Linked DNA regions of Homo sapiens: region 2 is linked to region 1. Evidence: read pairs that join two places in POLR2A ChIA-PET (ENCODE). Cell type or tissue: Panc1. All regions are shown on one strand.

Region 1 (5,000 bases):
AGTTGACTGGAGATTCCCCATGTGGTGTAGATGATATGCACAAAGCCACTTTGCCAAACTCCTCTTTTGACATTTGGGTGTTTTAAAAAAAAAACCACTGTTTGCCAGCTTATACCCACAGTTTGCAGACGGCATCCATGACTACGAGAGGCTGGGGAGGGAAAGAAACTCCCATAATCCCTCTCGGTCTCTTTTCCCATTCAGTCTCCATCCATCTTCCCCAACCCTGATAGTCTCTGGCGATCTCTTGGTGATCTCACCTCTCATAACACCAGCTGGGGAGGCAATGAGCTGTGAGGATTGAGGCCTTCAGAGTTAGGCAGACCCAGGCTGGAAAAGCTGCCTCTTACTCATCCTTCCTAAGCCAGTTTTCTCATCTTTAAATGGCCTTGTTGGGTTGTTGTGAGAATTATATAAAATAAAGCATGCGAAGAGCCCAGCACAGTGGCAGTCACATTGCTGTTTTCCTGATTATTTCAAGCTCTGCCTTCTCTCCATCCCCAAATCCAAATTGTCTAGCCATGAACTCATGTCCAGGCTCTGGGTTCCACACCTCCAGTGGCTTAAAGACATTGAATGGAAGGCTTTCTCCTGTCAGACACTGTGCCAGACTCTTGATTTACATCACCTCAGCTATTGGAATTGTTCCCATTAGAGATGGAGAAGAGGCACAGAGAGATTGTGAAACTTTCCCAAAGCCACACAGCCAGATTCAAACTGAGATTTGTCTGACTTCAAGGAGCTCATACTTTTTGGGTCAAAATTTGGACTCATTATCCCTGAGTAGACCTGCTCCTCACCAGGGGAAGCATAAAAATTAAAAATTCCAAGTCCCTTTGAATTTTCCTTTCTTATCACCCCTAGCCCCACTCCCTATCCCCTCTCCCTTGCTGTCCTCCCCCACTCATATCTAACCAGTCATTATATTATCTATTCCTATTCCTTATTCCTCCAGTGTCCTTCTCCCCTCCTTCCACCATCACCCTGACTCAGTTCTCAAGCCCTGGGTGGGGACTCCTGACCTGCTTCCAGGAGGCACATTCTGCCCTGGTCTTCTTTGTAGGGTATAACATGGTGCTGAGCAGGACAGACCTGGGAGCCTGACTGCTGGCTGCAAATACTGGTTCCATCCCTTATTAATGGTGTGGCCATAGGCAAGTTACTGTAACCACTCTGTGCATTAGCTTCCTAATACCTACCTCAAAGGGGTGTCATGAAGATGAATTGAGTTAATCTTTAAAAAGCACTTGGAACTGCATCTGGAACACAGTAAGCAGTATATACAAATAAACCAATTGCAACCAGACCCCTGGTCCCAAAATGACAATTTTATTTGAGATTCTCTTAAGAAACTTCTAAACCCCAAAGAACTGAAGTCCAGGGTTGTGCCAAAACATCCACCCAGGCTGATCCCACTGCCTCCTGGAGAGCCCCTATGCTGGTTCTCTTGTTTGCTTTCTAGATTCTTGATTTAAGCCTCACATTCCTGCTTCTCAGCTGTGCAGCCCTCTCCTGTGACTCTCAGTCAGCTTGCAGGACCCCTTCAGGACTTCCTCCTCCAGGCAGTCTCCCCAGCCCACAGTGATGACCCCTGCTTGAGACTGGGAGTTTCTTGCACTTATTATTTTGTACTTAATTGCAACCTGCCACGTGATATTTGTTATATCGCTTTTTTTTTTTTTTTTGACATGGAGTTTTGCTCTTGTTGCCCAGGCTGGAGTGCAATGATGTGATCTTGGTTCACTGCAACCTCCGCCTCCTGGGTTCAAGTGATTCTCCTGCCTCAGCCTCCCAAGTAGCTGGGACTACAGGCATGCGTCAGCCTGCTCAGCTAATTTTGTATTTTTAGTAGAGATGGGGTTTCACCATGTTGGTCAGGCTGGTCTCCAACTCCTGACCTCAGGTGATCCACCCACCTCGGCCTCCCAAAGTGCTGGGATTACAGGTGTGAGCCACAGTGCCTGGCCCATAATGCATTCTTATACATTTTTATTTAACTTGTAACAATACTTATGCTTTGTCTACACAACTTAATTATAAGCTTCATGCCAGTAGAGACTTTTCCTTTTGCCTCTTTGTTTTCTCCACCGTGTCTAGGATAATATTTTGCACATGAGATACGTTCCCTAAACATTTGCCAATTGAATCATAAACCACTTTAAAACAAAAATAGCTGACATGAGGCTAAATATAACAAAATTAAGTGTTACTTGGTTTCTTAGTTTCATTTTGCAAATTTTTGTTTCATTTTGAAAGTTTGGAAGTCTTTAATTAGAAATGCATTTATCCTACATGGTACTTTGAAACCAAAGATGTTAGAGTGACACCACTTTATTGTTTTCTTGAAGTGTTAAGTGATGTGTAAATAGAATATTGTTTGACTAATTTTTTTTTACATTTGTATATTTTAAGGTATGGGGAGGGTGGTTTTTGAAATACGGCTAAAAGTCAAGTGAGAAGAATATACATTATCACCTAATTTAATTTTAAGATTAGACTGAAGCACAAGAAACCTCAGCATCATTTAGTTCTCCTTCATGTTGTATGGAACCAGTAATCTAATACCTATCCTGAGAATCTGTCGGCTTCTCTCTTTCTTTTCTCGCCCTACTCTAGTAATTATTTTAACTTTCAATATCCCTTCACGAGTAGGTTTTTGTCATTTTGAGATACCCCCACATCTTTTCAATCAAAAGGCAGAGTGGGAGGAGAGGAGGAAAAAGAGGAGGAAAGAAGTACAGCTATTTTTTATGTCTAGCACAACTCTCTAATATTGCAGACAGGAACCAAGTACTTTACTGGTGCATGTCATTTATTCAGTCTTCTTAATCTTCTCTTTGTAGTGAAAAATCCTAGATTCTTGAGCTTTTCTCAGAACGTATTTATGACTTTAATCATCCGGGTTGCTCTCTTTGGAACCTTTTCCAGTTTCACAATAAAAACAATTTAACAGAGTTTCTGAGCCCTAGTGTTTTTTCTTTAGAAAAAGAGCACTTGCTTCACTGGAATTTATCCTCCTTCCCTTTCTTCCCCACTTCTTCACTTTCTTTTTAGTGTAAAGCTGAATTATACGAGAATTAAAGAAGTCATTTGCTTCTGTTCATTCTTGATCTGTGTGTGTGTGTGTGTGTGTGCGTGTGTACAGTCTTAGCTCAAAAGAACAAACTTTAGCCAATAAGTTAAGCCAATAGTGAGAAATATCTCAACTCCCCTCCTGGACTGGGGCTTGAGGCTCTTGGAGCCTTGCCTGATGGAGAAATTTGAATGAGCTTATGGTGAAAACATGGCTTACAGTATGTGGATCCTAAAGCCCTTTCACCCCATCTCCTCTAGTGAACCAATGTTGTTTTTGCCCACTCAACATCCTTTCTCCTTTCCTCTGGGAGAGGAAGGCGCAGGAGTCCCATTTCCCATGGGGAGTCCTTGTGGCTTGACTGGGGCAGACACTGCTCACATCTCACAGGAGTAGGCAGTGACTCCAGCCTGGCCAATCAGAGAGCTCCATTTCCCAATTCGCAGTGATTGGTTCAGGGCTAGACACATGACCAAAGCCAGATCAGTTGGAGTTTTCCTTGGGACACTTCTTTTTGTGCTGTTCTGCCAGTGGAGGGGACTAACTTTATGGATTAGCAATCTTGGGTTGCTGTGGCCACCTTGTTTCTCAGGTGGAGAGAGCCTGTTAGAAAGATGGGGAGAGAGAGAGAGAGAGAGAGCGCTCTGATGAAATCCTGTGAGTGATGCCTGAAGTCAGTCAGTATAGCCCTGGACATGTCTGAAATATGAGTCAAGAAACCACCTTTGGAAAAAAAAAAAAAAAAAAAAGCTGGTTTGAGACATGTTTTTGTCACTTATACACAGTTTCTGACTAATACACTTGTCATTTTATAATGAGGACATTGAGCCACAGAGTGGTGAAGCGTCTGCCATAGCCTCCTAATTAGAATTTTTGCTGCCATGTTGGCATTATCCCATTTCCTTCACTTTCAGCCCACCACTCCCCTTTTCCCTGTGATGCCAGAATGCTCTTTCTAAACCTCGTACGTGGTTGTCTAATTGAGCTCTTTTTTTTTTTTTTTCTTTTGAGGCAAAGTCGCTCAGTCACCCAGGCTAGAGTGCAATGACATGATCTCGGCTCACTGCAACTTCCGCCTCCCAGGTTCAAGTGATTCTCGTGCCTCGGCCTCCCCAGTAGCTGGGATTACAGGTGCCTACCACCACACCTGGGTAATTTTTATATTTTAAGTAGAGGCGGCGTTTCACCATGTTGGCCAGTCTGATCTCGAAGTCCTGACCTCGAGTGATCCATCCACCTCAGCCTCCCAAAGTGCTGGGATTACAGGCATGAGCCACCATGCCTGGCCTGATTGAGCTCTTTATGATAAAACTCTTTGATGACTCTCCAGTTGCGTATGCTGAATACAGCTGAAGCTTCCCAGCATGGCATACGTGATCTCACAGTCAGGTCTCTGTCCCACACGACTGCCTCTGCTTCTCCTTGGTATTTATGCTCCAGCTATTCTAAAATACTTAAGGTTCCCCAAACATGCCATGCCATTTTAAACTGCTTTCTTTTGCCACCTAGAATTCCCTCTGTCCGGAATGCTCTTCGTGTTCTATGCTAATTTTGAGCTTTTTATTTGTCCTTCAAAATTAATCCAGTTAAAACAAAAGTCAACCCAGTCATCATCCCTCTCCCTGAAGGAGCTTAGAAACTAACAGTAATTCAAGTGACTTCCTTGAGATGACTTGGCTGGTAGTCAGAACTGGAACCCAAGTCTCCTGACTTCCAGCCCATTGCTCTCCTACTGCCCTATGATAGATTTAACCTGGAAAAGATCCAGTGGACGCTTATTTCTCCTCTGTTTATGCAAGTACATCAGTTGCACTGGATCACCCTTATTCCCCACCCTGGCATCTCGATGGCAGCAGCAGACTTCGTTGTACAGAATTTTAAATGTGCCACCAATTATGTGCTGTCTTTCAGGTTGTGCTAATAGCAT
Region 2 (5,000 bases), 150 kb before region 1:
AATTATTTAAAAAACAAGCTATATATACTCTGTGTGTGTGTGTGTGTGTATGTATCTCAATATAAAACACAATTTAATCACTTAAAAATATGCCCATTAGGTATATTAGGATTAAGAAGATATATTTACACAGACATGCACATGTATTTACTGTGTGTATGTGTATTCGAGAGATAAAATATTGTGTAATTGATTGAACTGTTCATCACAAGTCAGACTACTGTAGGGGGGAACTCATCTTTTATCCCATCCAGTAGGATTTGTTTGGTCTAAATTCTTAAAATATTTCACCTTCATAAAAAAAAATTTCACCTTCATTATAGATTTGTGATATGGTCTCTGAGAGAAGTGACAGCTGTGTCTGGTTTATGTAGTAAATTTGTGAAAATTGTGAATATTTGACTTTTGAAACAGAAATGCATACTTTAAACCTAGATAGATTCATCTGGCAATTCCCTTTCTCAAGCGAAGACTAATTTTAGAATTTGTGGTCTTTTTAAAATTTTATAAATCCAAATTCTTATGTGTTTAAAATATGCTTAAACTTACGGGACATTGATATTATTCTTTGAAAAATGAACTTAAATGAAAGTCAGGTTTTTTATAGACATGGAAACTTTGTTCTAACATATTATTTTAATACCATCATCTCATTGGCTTAGCATAATTTATGTGGTTAATTCATAGTTGGATTACAGTGTTACCAGTCACAATGTAGAATTAGAATAAAAGATCACTGTTTAGAGAGTATTTTTTGATTGGTTTAACTTTGTACACTAAATATATTTATAATAGATAATGTTCTGTTTTGACTTTTTAATTTTAATTTCCTACTATGTTCATATAATAAACATTCTAGTTTCAGACCATTATTAAAGAAAGTGAATATAAACTTTATATGTATGTTTGCATTTTTTTATAGTCAGAAACAAATTTAAGTAAAGAAATGGAATCTGTAATGAAAGATATAAAAAATACCACTCAGAAGAAATATAGAGACTATAGCAAGACCCCGGGCTCACCAGACAATGATTTTCTCTTTATGTACTCTGTTGCTAGGTAGGTATATATAGTGTATACTTTTTAGTTTACTTACTATTAATAGTTGATTTTATTATTTAATAAATATTTGTTTTATTTATTTAAAGGATGCATATTTTTAATATCAGTTGAAATTATGGCTAGTTTTAGTGCCTGCTAGGATAACTATAACTGTGCAGCTTTATTTCCTGAAGAGGTTTTATTTTAATGAAATATTTGCATAAATGTTACTAAACATTATAGTACATGGGGGAAAGTATGTTACTAACATTTTGGGGCAGATATGTACCTCGAACATGTGAGTATTATCTATGAGACCTGTCAAAAAGTGATAATACTGAGAACTAAAACGTTGTAATATGTTAAACACTTTGATTTATGGAAAAATAAGAACAGTAAGAAATAGAAGAACTTTGTTTTAAATAGAAACCGAAAAGATCTAGTGATAACCTAAAAGACAGGAGTTTAGAAGAATCAGATAAGGGAGAGGAAGCAAGGGATCAGGCATGTTCTAAACCTCAATTTGTAGTGAGTAAGGGGCTCAAGAAAGCTGTTAGAAGTGAATGTTTCTCATCTTTCAGATTAGGAAGGATTAGTCTAATTGTATGCAATACAGAAGCAGTAGTTCTAAATAGGAATTTTGGAAAACTTGAGTGAAAATGCAGAACCATAAAAGCAGTAAATAGAGGAAAAACAGACACAACTAAGAACTTGTAAATGCATTCTGCCAAAACTGACTCTGTACATCCTTGAATATCTTTGGAAGCATACTTTATATTTTATCTAAGTAGTATTGTAATAGGTAAGATTTAGAGAGGTAATGTGACTTGAGGTCAATACAGCAAGTCTGTGGCAGAGTAGGATCTCTTGAGTCAAGGTTTACTGTTTTTTTCAATTGCTATCTTCCTTTTTCCTCTCCTATGTTTAGCTTTTATAGGTTCTATTATGTATATAGTTGATCATGGCTATTCTCTCTGGTCCACTCCTGGAACAGAGGGTAACAAAAGAGTAAATGAACTATACATAGCCTTTGGAACCCAGGAGAAATGGAACCAGATTTAGAATAATTGCAGCAAGCAAATTAGAGCTCAAGATAAGGAACATTAGTTGGTCTGAGAATGCAAATACTGGACATGGGTTGATGTAAAAGGATTTAATGGATTGGAAAGTAACTTTGTAGTCTATATATTCCTAGCCTCTTGTTTATCTAGAATGTTTTTGGGGAAGACATAACATTTAGTATTTTGTTTCTGGAGAGTTACTAGTTACTACATTCTTGCAATAAAAGACACTATGTGAAAACAAAACAATATAATTTAACTTTGCCAGGGTGCCAAGGTTTTACAGAACTTCCATATGATATTGTGATTATAACATTGTAGACGATTGGGTTGAATATGGATCAACTCAGTTCTGTTATACATATTTATACACAATCACAGACCTACACACATTTATGTTGCTCATTTATTTATGCCTTTAATTTTATTAGAGTTGACCTTTTAAGAAAATCTTTATTGAATGGGAATAATCTGTCATTGGAATTTTCCTGTAGTATGATAAATCAAACAATTTGATTTAAATATAATTTAGTGGAAGTTTTAGATCCTTATTTCTTGGTTTAAGTTTGTAAGTAACTTACAGAAAAAAGCTTGCAGTGATAGTGGGAGACCTTCTGGATCAAGACATTTTGGTTTCTCTATTTTTTAGAGAAGCAGGGACAGATGTCGAATGCTTTACTAAGGTGTAAACGGAGAAACAGAGAAAATATACTTCCCCCATCCTTTTCTGAAACTTAATAAATTCTAAAGCAGCAAAACAATAATTCTGAAAATGAGTGTATATAACACTTTAAAACTTTATTATCTTTTGCTTGGAATTCCCCAAAATATTGCAAAGCTCTTCCAGTGAGGCGGCATTCCTTCTCTAAGTTTTACTTAGTCATTACAAAGAAAACAAAGGCTGGGCATGGTGGCTCACACCATAATCTCAGAACTTGAGAGACCAAGGCAGGAGGATTGCTTGAGACCAGGAGTTTGAGACCCGCCTGGACAACATAGTAAAACCCTATCTCTATGAAAAATAAAAAAAAATTAGCTAGGTTTGGTGGCACACATCTGTAGTCCCAGCTACTTGGGAGGCTGAGATGGGAGGATCCCTTGAGCTACAAGAAATGAGAGGTCAAGGCTATAGTGAGCTGTGATTGAGCGACTGCACTTCAGCTTGGGCAACAGAGCAAAACCCTGTCTAAAGAAATAAAAAATAAGATAAACAAATTGACTCAGAAATTAACAACATATATTGAAGGAAAAAAGTATGTTGTATTTAAATACATTGTAATTTTCTCAAAACAGGAAACCAGGCCTTTTATGCATAACATATAACTTATTTATGCATAACATATAACATTCCTAAAAGGTGAACATTAAAATATTTAGCAATATTTAAATATTTAAGTAGAATATTTAGCAATAAACTTACTTTGAATTAAGTTTTGAATTAAATGTAGTGATTTTTAAATGTATAATTCATTAGAACTTGCACATTTATTTGTATTTAGTATTAGTAACGTGAGTGGAATACAACCCTCATTTCTTAGAGCTGGATTTCTCCCTGCTGAATAAGTAATTTTGTTTGCTCTTCAGAGGGTTTGAATTTTGGATATTTAGAAACAAAGTATTTCTGGTGAGTTTTACAGCTTTTCTTTTTTTTTTTTTTTTTGTAAGACAGTACATGTCTTTTGGTTTTAAATTTTATTTGCATGGTGAAGCCTTGGAGAATTTTCTGAGGGTATCAGAGAAGAAACTGTTGGAAAATCCATTCAAATTTAAAATGATCTAAAAATTAATCAAAATCATTACATTCAAGTTTCAATATATTTCCAAAATTTTCATTTTATTACACATGTCAGTCATCTATACAGATAATGGAAACCAAATTGGGGGGAAGAAGGTTTTCTTTTTTCAATACCAATCATTATTTTGTTCTTGAAACAATGAATGACATGAATTTCAGTAACTGATTTTTCCAAGGATTTTTGGACTCAAGTTTCATATAGTCTAGAGATACTGGTGAGTAGCAGGTGGTTTGTATAGAGAAAAATGGAAAGAAAATGAAACATAAGTAACTGCAATGTAGGTGGAGAGACATCTTTAAATGGTGGGTACTCAATAGAGTGAATGTACCTTCATAGGTTACTTTGTAAACTAATCATGTTCAAAATAAAAGGGACGCTTGCTAAATACCAAATTATGAATCTTTTTAAAAAAACAAAAAATTCTTTCCTAAAACAATCCTTTTTTGGGGCTTGGTGGGGTCAATACTGGGTTTAAGGGAATGGAAGAGTTAGGAAAAGAAAGAAAATAAACTGCAAGGGCTAAAGAGAATCTTATAATTGGTTACATATCAAAAGAAAGATGTTGTCAGTTCCCATTTTTTTTCTTTTTAAGCATCTTATCAGGTACCCTGGGGATTTAGAAGCTATATTTGAAATAGTCCCTGTTCTCCATGAATTTACAGTTTAGTTGGAGAGATGGAACTAATATAACATCAATCTATATAACAGAATATAATTTGTTTTTAAAAATATCATATAGAGAAAGCACTGTAGAACTTCTAAAGGGAAGATGAGCAAATTGAAATATAAAATATGTGTAAGTCCTTCTTTCTGTCCCAGGAAAGCTTCCTGGAGAAGTTAAAAGTTGAATTGCCTCTTGTATAATATAGGCTGTGGTATGGATGAAGATACTGGTTTTTTTTTTTTTTTCCCCCTGAGAAATTGAGTAACTTGCTCAACTACTGAGTGGTAGACTCAGGCCTTGAACCTAGATCTCTTTCCAGAAGCTTTGCCCTTTTCACCAAACCAACGTGTGTTTGAGAATGTGGGGTGTGTAGTGTGTGTACACACGTTTGCTTTTCAAATTATAGTCTAAAATAGAAGTTAGTGTTGAATGGGGGGA

What was found. ChIA-PET counts read pairs that join two places held together with the same protein. Peaks named below come from ENCODE experiments on the same cell type or tissue, not always from the same donor. Only the 100,000 strongest peaks of a DNase experiment are listed, where the experiment ranks them.
Region 2: POLR2A ChIA-PET joins it to region 1 with 5 read pairs; 3 of 35 experiments call an interaction of 5 or more read pairs at or near these places.

What each region holds. Positions count from the first base shown.
Region 1 is chr2:170,158,577-170,163,576 of GRCh38, forward strand. No RefSeq gene overlaps it. Among named protein-coding and RNA genes, the nearest start is that of MYO3B, 17 kb to the right of the region's middle. In Panc1, no CTCF peak of the experiment used is centred here; no DNase peak of the experiment used is centred here; H3K27ac peaks cover 1,199 bases.
Region 2 is chr2:170,007,882-170,012,881 of GRCh38, forward strand. It overlaps UBR3 (ubiquitin protein ligase E3 component n-recognin 3), which reads left to right. Exons shown (of 39, transcript NM_172070.4): 29 at 923-1,059. Among named protein-coding and RNA genes, the nearest start is that of MYO3B, 170 kb to the right of the region's middle. In Panc1, no CTCF peak of the experiment used is centred here; no DNase peak of the experiment used is centred here.